Regions from separate parts of the Homo sapiens genome. Here region 1 is linked to region 2. The links are chromatin contacts, found by Hi-C or POLR2A ChIA-PET in ENCODE. All regions are on one chromosome and are shown on one strand. Each heading gives the region's core, a stretch centred on a gene start or an enhancer-like site at or near the end of the contact. The rest is flanking DNA. Distances are from core to core; before and after follow the strand shown. Region 1 has its middle 110 kb from the start of RHOU. Region 2 has its middle 31 kb from the start of RHOU.

What was found. Hi-C counts contacts between places; a loop is a spot of excess contacts on that map. ChIA-PET counts read pairs that join two places held with the same protein, here RNA polymerase II (POLR2A). Pooled maps may share reads with other maps.
Region 1: a loop to region 2 is called in a pooled map, with 2.8 times the contacts of the local background. The contact joins two enhancer-like sites. A Hi-C loop is called at or near these places in 1 of 168 maps with a recorded cell type or tissue (naive thymus-derived CD4-positive, alpha-beta T cell), 8 of 37 single-sample maps with no recorded cell type and 4 of 50 pooled maps. POLR2A ChIA-PET finds 5 or more read pairs at or near these places in 4 of 52 experiments (Caco-2, MCF 10A, Panc1 and 1 more).

What each region holds. Positions count from the first base shown.
Region 1 is chr1:228,847,660-228,852,768 of GRCh38, forward strand. No RefSeq gene overlaps it. Among named protein-coding and RNA genes, the nearest start is that of RHOU, 110 kb to the left of the region's middle. RefSeq lists an enhancer at 1,247-2,061. Within about 2 kb of position 3,017, at least 2 of the 41 ENCODE cell types and tissues checked have a DNase peak (open chromatin) inside an H3K27ac peak, as active enhancers do.
Region 2 is chr1:228,764,067-228,769,070 of GRCh38, forward strand. No RefSeq gene overlaps it. Among named protein-coding and RNA genes, the nearest start is that of RHOU, 31 kb to the left of the region's middle. Within about 2 kb of position 1,670, at least 4 of the 41 ENCODE cell types and tissues checked have a DNase peak (open chromatin) inside an H3K27ac peak, as active enhancers do.

The sequences.
Region 1 (5,109 bases), core at 1,767-4,266, 85 kb after region 2:
AGTGTCTTTTAGCATGCTACTACATTATAATTAGCATATAATGAGCAGTGAGGTCACTTTCACCACCATCTTGGTTTTGGTGGGTTTTGCCCAGCTTCTTTACTGCAGGCTGTTTGATCAGCAAGGTCTTTCTGGCCTGTATCTTGTCCCAACCTCCTACGTCATCCTGTGACTTAGAACTCCTAACCGCCTGGGAATGCAGCCCAGTAGGTCTCAGCTTCATTTTACCCATTCCCTATTCAAGATGGAGTTGCTTTGGTTCAAATGCCTGTCACATCCCCGACCCTGACTCCTCACATAAGTTCGTTCTTAACTTTTTTTTTTTCTCCCAGACAGCGCCTAGCTCTGTCACCCAGGCTGGTGTGCAGTGGTGCAATCATAGCTCACTGTAACCTCAACCTCCTGGGCTCAAGCAATCCTCTGGCCTCAGCCTCCCAAGTAGCTGGGACAATAGGCATGTACCACTATGCTCAGTTAATTGTTGTTTTGTTTTGTTTGTAGAGATAATGGTCTCACTTTGTTGCCCAGGCTGGTCTCGAACTCCTGGCTTCAAGTGATCCTCCCACTTCAGTCACCCAATTCTAACTTATTATTATTTTTTAACTATTATTTTAGTTTACAGAGTTTTTCCTTAGTTATTTATGTTCTTCCTTCTTCCAAATAGAATTTGAAGTGTCTCAGACTTGGCTTCCAGGCTGCCTGCTGAGTACCCCGACCAGAGCCTCTTGCAGTCCAAGTTCACTTCATGAAAAGCTCACACTTCCCAGACACTCACCTCTTCCAGTATTATTCACCAGCCTGGTACAAGCAGCCTGCTGGTCACTCAGAGTAGATGCCTCATGCCCCCCCCCCCCCAGCCAACTGGGCACAGTGTCCTGTTGAATCTCCATCCACAGCCTCTGTCTGTTAAGCATCTCTCTAAACCCACGGCTCTGCCTTCAGCTGGGGCCCTCAGCAACCTCCACCACATGACTGCAGCCAGCTTCTCACTGAGGACCCCGACTATGCCACACCTCTTTGCTGGCAACCTACAGCTGCTTCCACACCCTCTTGCCAGAAACCTACAGCTGCTTTCATGGCCAATCCCACCATACCACATCCCTGAGCAATAATATTCTAGAGGTCCCTACTGCCTATAAACACCACTCAAACTTCTTAGAACGGCATAGGAACCTCTCCAGTTTCTGGCTGCACAACCATTTTTTGGTTTGTTTTCTATTTGTGAGACTATTTTGCTCAAATGTGTTTACAAGTGATTTAAAAAAAAAAAGAGAAACGCCATTGAAGGAAGTTTATAAACATAATGGGAAAATGCAAAGGTGATAAACATGTTCCTCTCCAGGTAGGCACTGCAGCTAATGAGCACCACTCCAGGGGTGTGGAGGCCTGAGGTGGGAATCACAGTGATCTTGCTCAAGGCTGGTCTCAGCAAGGCCCTCCAGGAGAAGAGCTTGCCTGGAGCATAAGCTCTTCTCTTTCCTGCTACAAAGGTGCAGGTTCAAAGGGCTCTTTTGTTTGAACAATTAGGTGAGCAGGAAGGCAATTAACAGGCCACTCAAAGTAAGTGAAAGGCAAAGGAACTGAAGCTGCAGTCCTATTAAAGAATAACAGATAACAGGTGAAGATTAGCAGGGGCAAGTTCCTATTAATAACACCACCTATTAATAGCAGCAGTCTCTGACCGAGTGTATTGTCCCCAGGTTCTGTGCTAAACATGCAAAAAGCATTGTCTCATTTAATCATCACCACAGGCCAAGCAGGTGGGACATGCGCTCGGAATTGCTGTGGGTGTGAAATCACTCACCCTGCTCTCACACTGGAGCTTGGGGCTCAGCCATTCTAGTGCCAGTGTGTGTCCCATGATTTCAGACTGCCTTTCTGCAAAAGCTGAGAAGACAGCTTCAGTCCGTACGGTGATAAAGCGTATGTGGAGAAGAGAATCTTTTTTCTAATTTGCAAGGTTGCTCCCAGCATACAGAGCTGGGACTTTCCACTCTTATACAAATCAGCCCATCCTTCTCATCTGCTTTTCAAAATTGTACCTCCTGGGCTCTCCCAGGAATAAGAAACCAGCTTTTTATGGAGTCATGCAATTCTTCAAGACTTTTTCCTCAGCAATACAAAGACCAGGCAGCCAAAGCTTGGAAATGACCAAGTCACTGTTTGTATGAACTCAGTTACATTTTTAAATACTTTAATTGATGCATAGCGATTGTATATATTCATGGAGTACATAGTGAGGTTTCCATACCTATAATGTATAGTGATCAGATCAGGGTAATTAGCATATCCATAATCTCAAACATTTACTTCTTTGTTTTGGAAACATTCAATATCCTAGCTATTCGAGACTATAGAATATATTACTGTTAACTACAGTCACTCTACATTGGCATAGAACTCTAGAACTTATTCCTCTCATCTAGTTGTAATTTTGTATCTTTTAACAAATCTCTCCCTATCTCTCTCAGTTACATTTTTAAGGCAAACCCTTCATTCTGAGTATGTGTCTGAGAATGGCAGTAGAGTAGTTCTCTTTTCCTCTGTTATGTTTAGATTCTTGAGGTGTGCATTTACTTTAGAATGCATGACAACTCTTAGTCACTGCAAAGATAATAAGTTGTAGTCATGTAGCAGGACGAGCTGCAGACAAAACTCCTCAGACACTGGGTTAAAGAAGGAAGGAGCTTTATTTGGTCTGGAGCTTCGGCAGACTTGCATCTCAAAAGCCGAGCTGCCCGAGTGAGCAATTCCTGTCCAAGGGCTTACAACTCTAAGAGGGTCTGCATGAGAGGGCTGTGATCAATTGAGCAAGCAGGGGGTACGTGACTGGGGGCTGCATGCACCGGTAATTAGAATGGAACAGAACAGGACAGGGGTTTTCACAGTGCTTTTCTATACAATGCCTGGAATCTATAGATAACACAAGTAGTTAGGTCAGAGGTTGATTTTTAACTACCAGGGTGTGTGCCAGGCTATCTGTCTGTGGATTTCATTTCTGCCTTTTAGCTTTTACTTCTTCTTTCTTTGGAGAAACGCCCAGAAACTGGGCGTAAGACACTATGAGGAGTGGTCTCCTCCCTTAGTCATACCTACATTCTTACTTTAATAAAACTGCACTTTCATGGGAAAAGCATTTTTTTTCTGGTTTTCATATTAACTGGCTTGGGCTGAAGTTATGCTTAGGAAAGCTTGGACAGTCGGTTGTTGCAACCAGACCCAAGGAGGCCTTGTCTGCCTGGGCTGCATGAATGAGGAACTGGGGACAGGTATTGAGACTGGAGAGGTGGGAATCAGATATTCCAAAGCCTAACCTCCTTAGTGAAGCCTACAGATCGCCTGTTCCTACAGGCTTCATAGCCAGAATGCCTTTCTTGGCAGATCAATTGTCCTTCTTTGGAATCATTTTAAAAGCTCTCCGGCTACTTCATCCTCTCCAGTTATCACTGGATCTTTTAAAGGACTCTGAAATGCACACTGAGTAGCAGTCAGCCTCATTTCACTTACAAAAATGGGTTCCTGAGATTTTGCTGTTTATGGATATTTTGTAAATAGAATCCGTTTAAAGGCACTAGAGGAAATTTCTATTTAAATGAATCCTCCTGGGAATCCCTTTGCATTGAAAATGTGAATTGATCTGTTCCATAACATGGATCTGTCAGATTTTCTCAGGGTGGCCTTGCAGTGCGGCACCCCAGGGAAGAATTACAGTAGAGTAATGGAGCGACTCCAGGCTGGCGGCCTCTGCTTGTGTTCCCGCCATCTGTAGCAAAGGATGCCTCAACCTGGGCAGCAGGATTGGGATGTGAAACATAAAATGTGCTGTGACATCAAATATACAATTCTGACAGCCTCCTACTCATTTAAAAGATTTCTTGTTAGGTTTTTAAGTCCTTTGGGAGGATCCTTCTATCCTCTTACACAAGGAATGCTACTCTTGATGCAATTAATCTGAAAGAGGATTTAAAGACAATTTCTATGCCAGGGCTTCCGCTGTGTGAAGCCAACATTAGGTTCAAGTGTGCGATAACATTCGACATGGCTTACATGGTAAGTGTATGTTTCCAAGAGGGACTATTAAACTGAAGTGGATTAAAGACAGCTCAATTTTTTATAACCATTTCCTCACTTGAGTATTTTTATACTTCCCTGCCTTCACCAGAAGGAAGCCACAAATCTCCTCAACAGTTGTTAAGCCATTGTGAACAAATTCTCAAGCTGCATTTTTATATCATCCCCCTCCCCAGGTTCAAATCTGACAACTGGGGATGCTGCTGTGGACTCGGGTATTAGCCAGGGCTCAGTCACGTGTGAGTGAGAGATGAGCTCCTCCAGGAGGGGAAAGCGGGAGCAGGCCTTGCTGCTCCCCAAGCCCCACACCCCTAACCCCTATACCCCACACAGAACAACACACACAACAGGCGCATACATCCCAACACACACAGACACACACACCCCACCACACTCACACCCCCCAACACACACAGCAACACACACCCACCACACCACACACAGACATGCACACTCACAGGTACACACTCCCAACACACACACACTGATGAGACAGCCAGGTGGGAAGGGCTCCCTGGCAGGCCCTCTGACTGGCCTGTGCACTGGTAGGAGTGCACGCTGGGGTGGAGCATGGGGAAGTTCACGTCTTTGAGGGGGAGGAGCCTGGCCCCTCCTTTTCCTGGGTGGAAACTGGGATTCAATCTGCGGGGTGGGAAGCACACTAGCAGGGACTCTGGCTTTGCCCAGGGCCCCGTTTCCCTTTTGCCCAATACATTCCACTTTTTCTCACCCTTCAAAGTGTCTGCAAGCCTAATCTCTCATGGCCGTGTGACAAGAACCCAGCTCTTAGCTGAACTAAGGAAAAAGTCCTACAACACTGACACATACACCAACACAAACACACCCAGCACACAGACCAACACACACACACACACACACACACACACAGGCATCCCTGCCACACATACACTCACCCCGAAGCAAACGCACACACCCCACACATGCCTCCCATCACACACTCATACACACCCTCCCCAAGCACTGTCAGAAGGCCCACCCAGGATACCTGGAGCATTCCCTTGGCTGGGGGCCATGAGT
Region 2 (5,004 bases), core at 420-2,919:
AGAAGCCTTACCAATTAACATATATTTTGTATGTTATATGTATTATATATGGTATTCTTACAATAAAGTAAGCCAGAGAAAAGAAAATATTATTAAGAAAATCAAAAGGAAGAGAAAATATATTTATTATTTATTAAGTGGAAGTGGATCATCATAAAGGTCTTCCTTTTCTTCGCCTTGATGTTGAGTAGGCTGAGGAGGAGGAGGAAGAAGAGGGATTGGTCTTGATGTCTCAGGGGTGGCAGAAGCAGAAGAGGTGATGGAGGTGGAAGGGGAGGCAGGAGAGGCCAGTGCAGTCTGTGTAATTCGTATAGAAAAAAATCTGTGTGTAAGTGGACCTATGCAGTTCAAACCCCTGTTGTTCAAAGATCAGCTGTATAGCGTATTCCCATTCCGCCTACCAGAGTCCATCCCAAAAGAACTTCTTGTGTATGAATTATCAATGCATCATGTACTTGTGTAACCATGCAAACAGCATCCACTGCTAAACTACACAGTACACATTTCTATACATATATTTTATATAAACATATACTCTATATACATTTCACATAATTAAGAGTTAGAAGAATTGATTAGGTTTAGTAAAGAGGAAAGGCACCACCCAGGGCAAATGACTGCTGCATTTGGTCAGAGATTTCTCAGAGGACCAAACACACTTCGAGCTGTCGAAAGAGATATAAAGAATAAAGAAGGATGTTATGGGAAGAAGCTTTTGTTTCTGTGTAAGGAAAAACTTTATAACAGTGTGAGGTCCCAAAATAATTTTGTGGATTAACTATATGTTGTTTGCTCATAAGAATCACTTGACTTTGGCTTTTGGTTATATAACCTATTTGGTTCTTTAAAGAAAATTTTATGAGCTTAATTATGTGGCAAAAACAGCTTAAAAAAAAAGATTTTCTGGGCAATCCCTAATAGCCCTCTTAATATAAGGCATGCCCGTTTTAGCCCCCTCATCTGCTGAAGGCTGGATTTAAAGGAGCCTTTTCTTTCTATCTCTCTCTCTCTCTTTTTTTTTTTTTTGAAACACTATCTTGCTTAGTCAACCAGGCTGGAGTGCAGTGGCACCATCATAGTTCAGTGCAGCCTTGACTTCTCGGGCTCAAGTGATCCTCCCACCTCAGTCTCCAGAGTAGCTGCCACTACAGGAGCCACCATGACCTGCTAATTTTTTGATTTTTTTGTAGAGACAGTATCCTGCTGTGTTGCCTAGGCTGGTCTCTAACTCCTGAGCTCATGATCTTCCTGCCTTAGCCTCCCAAAGTGCTGGGATTACAGATGTGAGCCACTACACCCAGCCTTATAGAGCCTTAATGGAAAATGACATCTTGCCAGAAAAATGTAGGCATTAGTAGTCTTTTGCAACTGATAAGTGTGTCCTATTAAACAAAAACATAGTTCATAATGTATTAATATATAAGTAAATCTGCCAGAACACCGGCTCATAGTGCTATGTAAGTGCCTACTAGTATTTTTATTGTTGTTGTTACTTTGCTTTGACAACATCTCATCACATTACAGTTTTAGTTCCAGTGGGTCCTGTGTCACTCTTCCAGAGTGCAAGGTGCTCCGCCTGGGGCCTCTTCACTTTCAGGGACAGTTTGTCTCAACTCTCACCACCCCCACCCCATGGGAAGTCACACCTGGTCTCTACTTCTACAGAGAGGAGCAGAGTCTTCAGGGCGTGGCTGGCCCAGCTTCCTGGTTTCTGCCCCTCAGTGAGGCCTTGTTTCCTCTCCTGCAGCGCCCAGCTTGGGTTCCACCTCGAAGGCTACAGCAAGGCACCGACAGCCACAAGCGGTCACACGCAGACCTTCTACAGAACCTCACTCCAAGACAGGAGATAGAGATGAGGCTGGGGGAAAATTACCATTAGTCTCCAAAGTAAAAGGAAAGTGGGACTTTCTGTCTGCCAATTATGGTAGATCATTCACGTGACCCAACAGCCAGTTACAAATACTGTCACCAGTAACCTTAAACTAGAACGGACCATTAACACTACTCATTAGTTGTTTAAACTTTATGTAATAATTAAGTTGAATGCTTCTAATTTTGCAGTTTTTATTTTCTCAAAATATTTTCAAGTCTTTGTAAGATTCTCCTTGCTTATCACCTTCACATAGTATGAGGCTTATTTTTATTTTTGGTTCACATCAAAATGCAACTAATATTAATTTGTTATTGCAGTTATAATTTTTATATACACAACTTATTGCAGTGGGAAAGACCTGAGAGATTCCTAAATAGAAGGAAACTCAGAAGTCATTTTCCCAAAAAAATTGTAGAAACATTGCCTTTTCAAAGATATTAATTTATATTTTTATCAGTTTAAAAAGCAAATTACGGGTGGTTCATGCCTGTAATCTTAGCATTTTGGGAGGCTGAGGCAGGAGGATCAGTTGAGCCCAGGAGTTCAAGTCCAGCCTGGGGAACATAGCAAGACCCTGTTTCTATAAAAAATTAAAAAAAAAAAAAAACTATCTGGGCATGGTGGCACACACCTGTAGTCCCAGCTATTTTGGGAGACTGAGGCAGAAGGATCACTTGAGTCCAGGAGGTCAAGGCTGCAGTGAGCCATGCACTCTAGCCTGGGCAACAGAGTGAGACTCTGTTTCTAAAAAAAAGAAAAAGAATTGCAAAATGCCATCTAACTGATCACTTTCGAGCTGCTGACTTTAACAAAGAAACTTGTCCCTTGTTTAAGTCTGATGAAAAAGTTAATCCATCAGCAAAAAACCCTTCAGGAGTAAAAATATAATATCAATTTATTTGGGTTCAATTCAACCAATATTTGTTTATCATTTATTATGTACCAGGTACATTTCAAGGCACTGTAAATTTGGAGATGACTAAGGTGGCCCTGACCTCAGAAGCTCACAATTTCTCCCTGTGACAGGAAGCTAGACGAGGCACTCTAGTACAATGCTTGGATCTGCACTGGAACCTGGGGCATGGGGCCCTGAGAGAGTGCCACAGAGGCTGTTGGCTTCTTCTGAAGGGAGCTTGGGCTTATTCGGTCCCATGTCTGTCCCCTGTGAGAGACTAGATACTGCTTGAGGACGAGGGCCAAGTCTTTACTGCTCTTTATTCCTGCTGAAAGTTCAGGGATCAATTTATCTTTTTTATATAAAAGAAAGAGAAAAAGGGGGAGAGAGAGAGAAGGAGAAAGAGAAGAAGGATAAGGAGGAGAAGGAGAAAAGGAAGGAAGGAAGATGTTTTGGGCTGAATTGTGCACCCTCAAAATTCATACATTGAAGTCCTAACCACCAGTACCTCAGAGTATGACTCTATTTGGAAACAGGATTTTTAAAGAGGTAATTAAGGTAAAATGAGGTCATATGGGTAGCTCCTGATCTAGTAGGACTGGTAAGAAGGGGAGATTAGGACACAGACACACATGGAGGGAAGACCATGTAAGGACACAGGAGAAGGTGACCATCTGCAAACCAAGGAGGGAGGTCTCAGAAAAAAACCAAACCTGCCAACGCCTTGATCTCACACTTCTAGCCTCGAGGACTGTGAGGAATACATTTTTGTTGTTTAAGCCACCAAGTCAGTGGTGTTTATTATGGCAGCCCTGTCAAACTAATACAGAAAGAAGGAACATAAGAGGTCTTTCTTGAGTCAAACATTAAAGAATGAATGTGATTTTTTCTAAATTGAAAAAGGAAGAAGGAATGATTAATTTTGCCTGGAATAGGACAAGTCAGTAAAGATTTCATAGAGGAGATGACATTTGAGCCGGATCTTGAAGAGGTGCCAGAACTTGCCACTTGGAGAAGGAGACAAGAGGTTAAGGCAGAACAGGAAGAGTAACTCTATTACAAAGAATCGCAAGTACGTGGAAAACAGATCTAACAGGGATATCTGACGTGTGGAATTGAGGTGAAAGACTCATGGGAAATAAGACTGGACAGATAGATGAGGAAGGACCAGACTATGGAAGACCAGTGGTAGAACAAGAAGGTAGTTTACATAGAAAAAAGAACTGATCTGGTCTTCAGTTTAGAAACAGATACCTGGAGGAGAAGAGAAGGGTGAAGAGAGAGCAGGAGATTAGTCAGGATCTGTCACCGTGGTGTAGACAGAAGGGGAGGAGGCTCTGAGCTCGAGAGAGGGGGGCATGGGAATGAAAAGGTGAGTGCCAATGTCACATTGTGGGTGGAATCTCTAGAAATGATTGACCACAGCAGAAGCTGTGCTCAACAATCACACTAAGATTTTAAGCCAGGAAAGGGAAGATAACTGCACCAGGGGCAGAAATACAAAGTCAGGAGGAGGCACTGGCTATGATTGAGGGGAGATGATTTTATTTTAGATTTGAAGTGTGATAAAACTAATGTGTGTTGCAGTGATTAGGAGAGATCTGGAAGGAGAAGCTGCACTCTGGAAGAGGGTTTAGTGCCATCTGGACCCCAGTCTGTGGAGGCCACGTCATATCAGAGCAGACCTCCCACGTATGGCTGTGTTCCAGCGTTAGTCGTAAACCATTAATAGACACACTGTCCCTTTCATGGCCCCCACCCTCCTGACTACTGCCCTTGAGAATATAACCTTGCTTTACCCTTCCTTGGAGAAGGTAAGTTATGGTGCCATAAAAAATATCCCAAAGTCTCAATGGCTCAAACAGTAAAGATTTATTTCTTGTTCACATTATACATCACGGTGTCATTGTCCTCCCTCTGGATCCAGGCCACGGAGCTGCTGTTCATAGTCATCATGGCATCAGGAAGAGAGAGCTTGGCAAAGCCTTCGTGTGCACTTAAAACTTTCATCCCAGAGAGGCCCAAGCGCCGAGAGACACACCTCCTGTGTGGAAGGATTCCAGATGACAGATACAAAGGCAGCATGGGTTAACTGTCCAGCCCTCAGAATGCGCTGTGCCCTACTGTACTCCCCTCATAAAGCGGGGGGCCTTCGCAATGGGGAAGCCAGGCAAACACCACGTCGGCCCAGTGACCAAGGTCTACACGCATCTGTGATGAGACATATTGGTAGCAG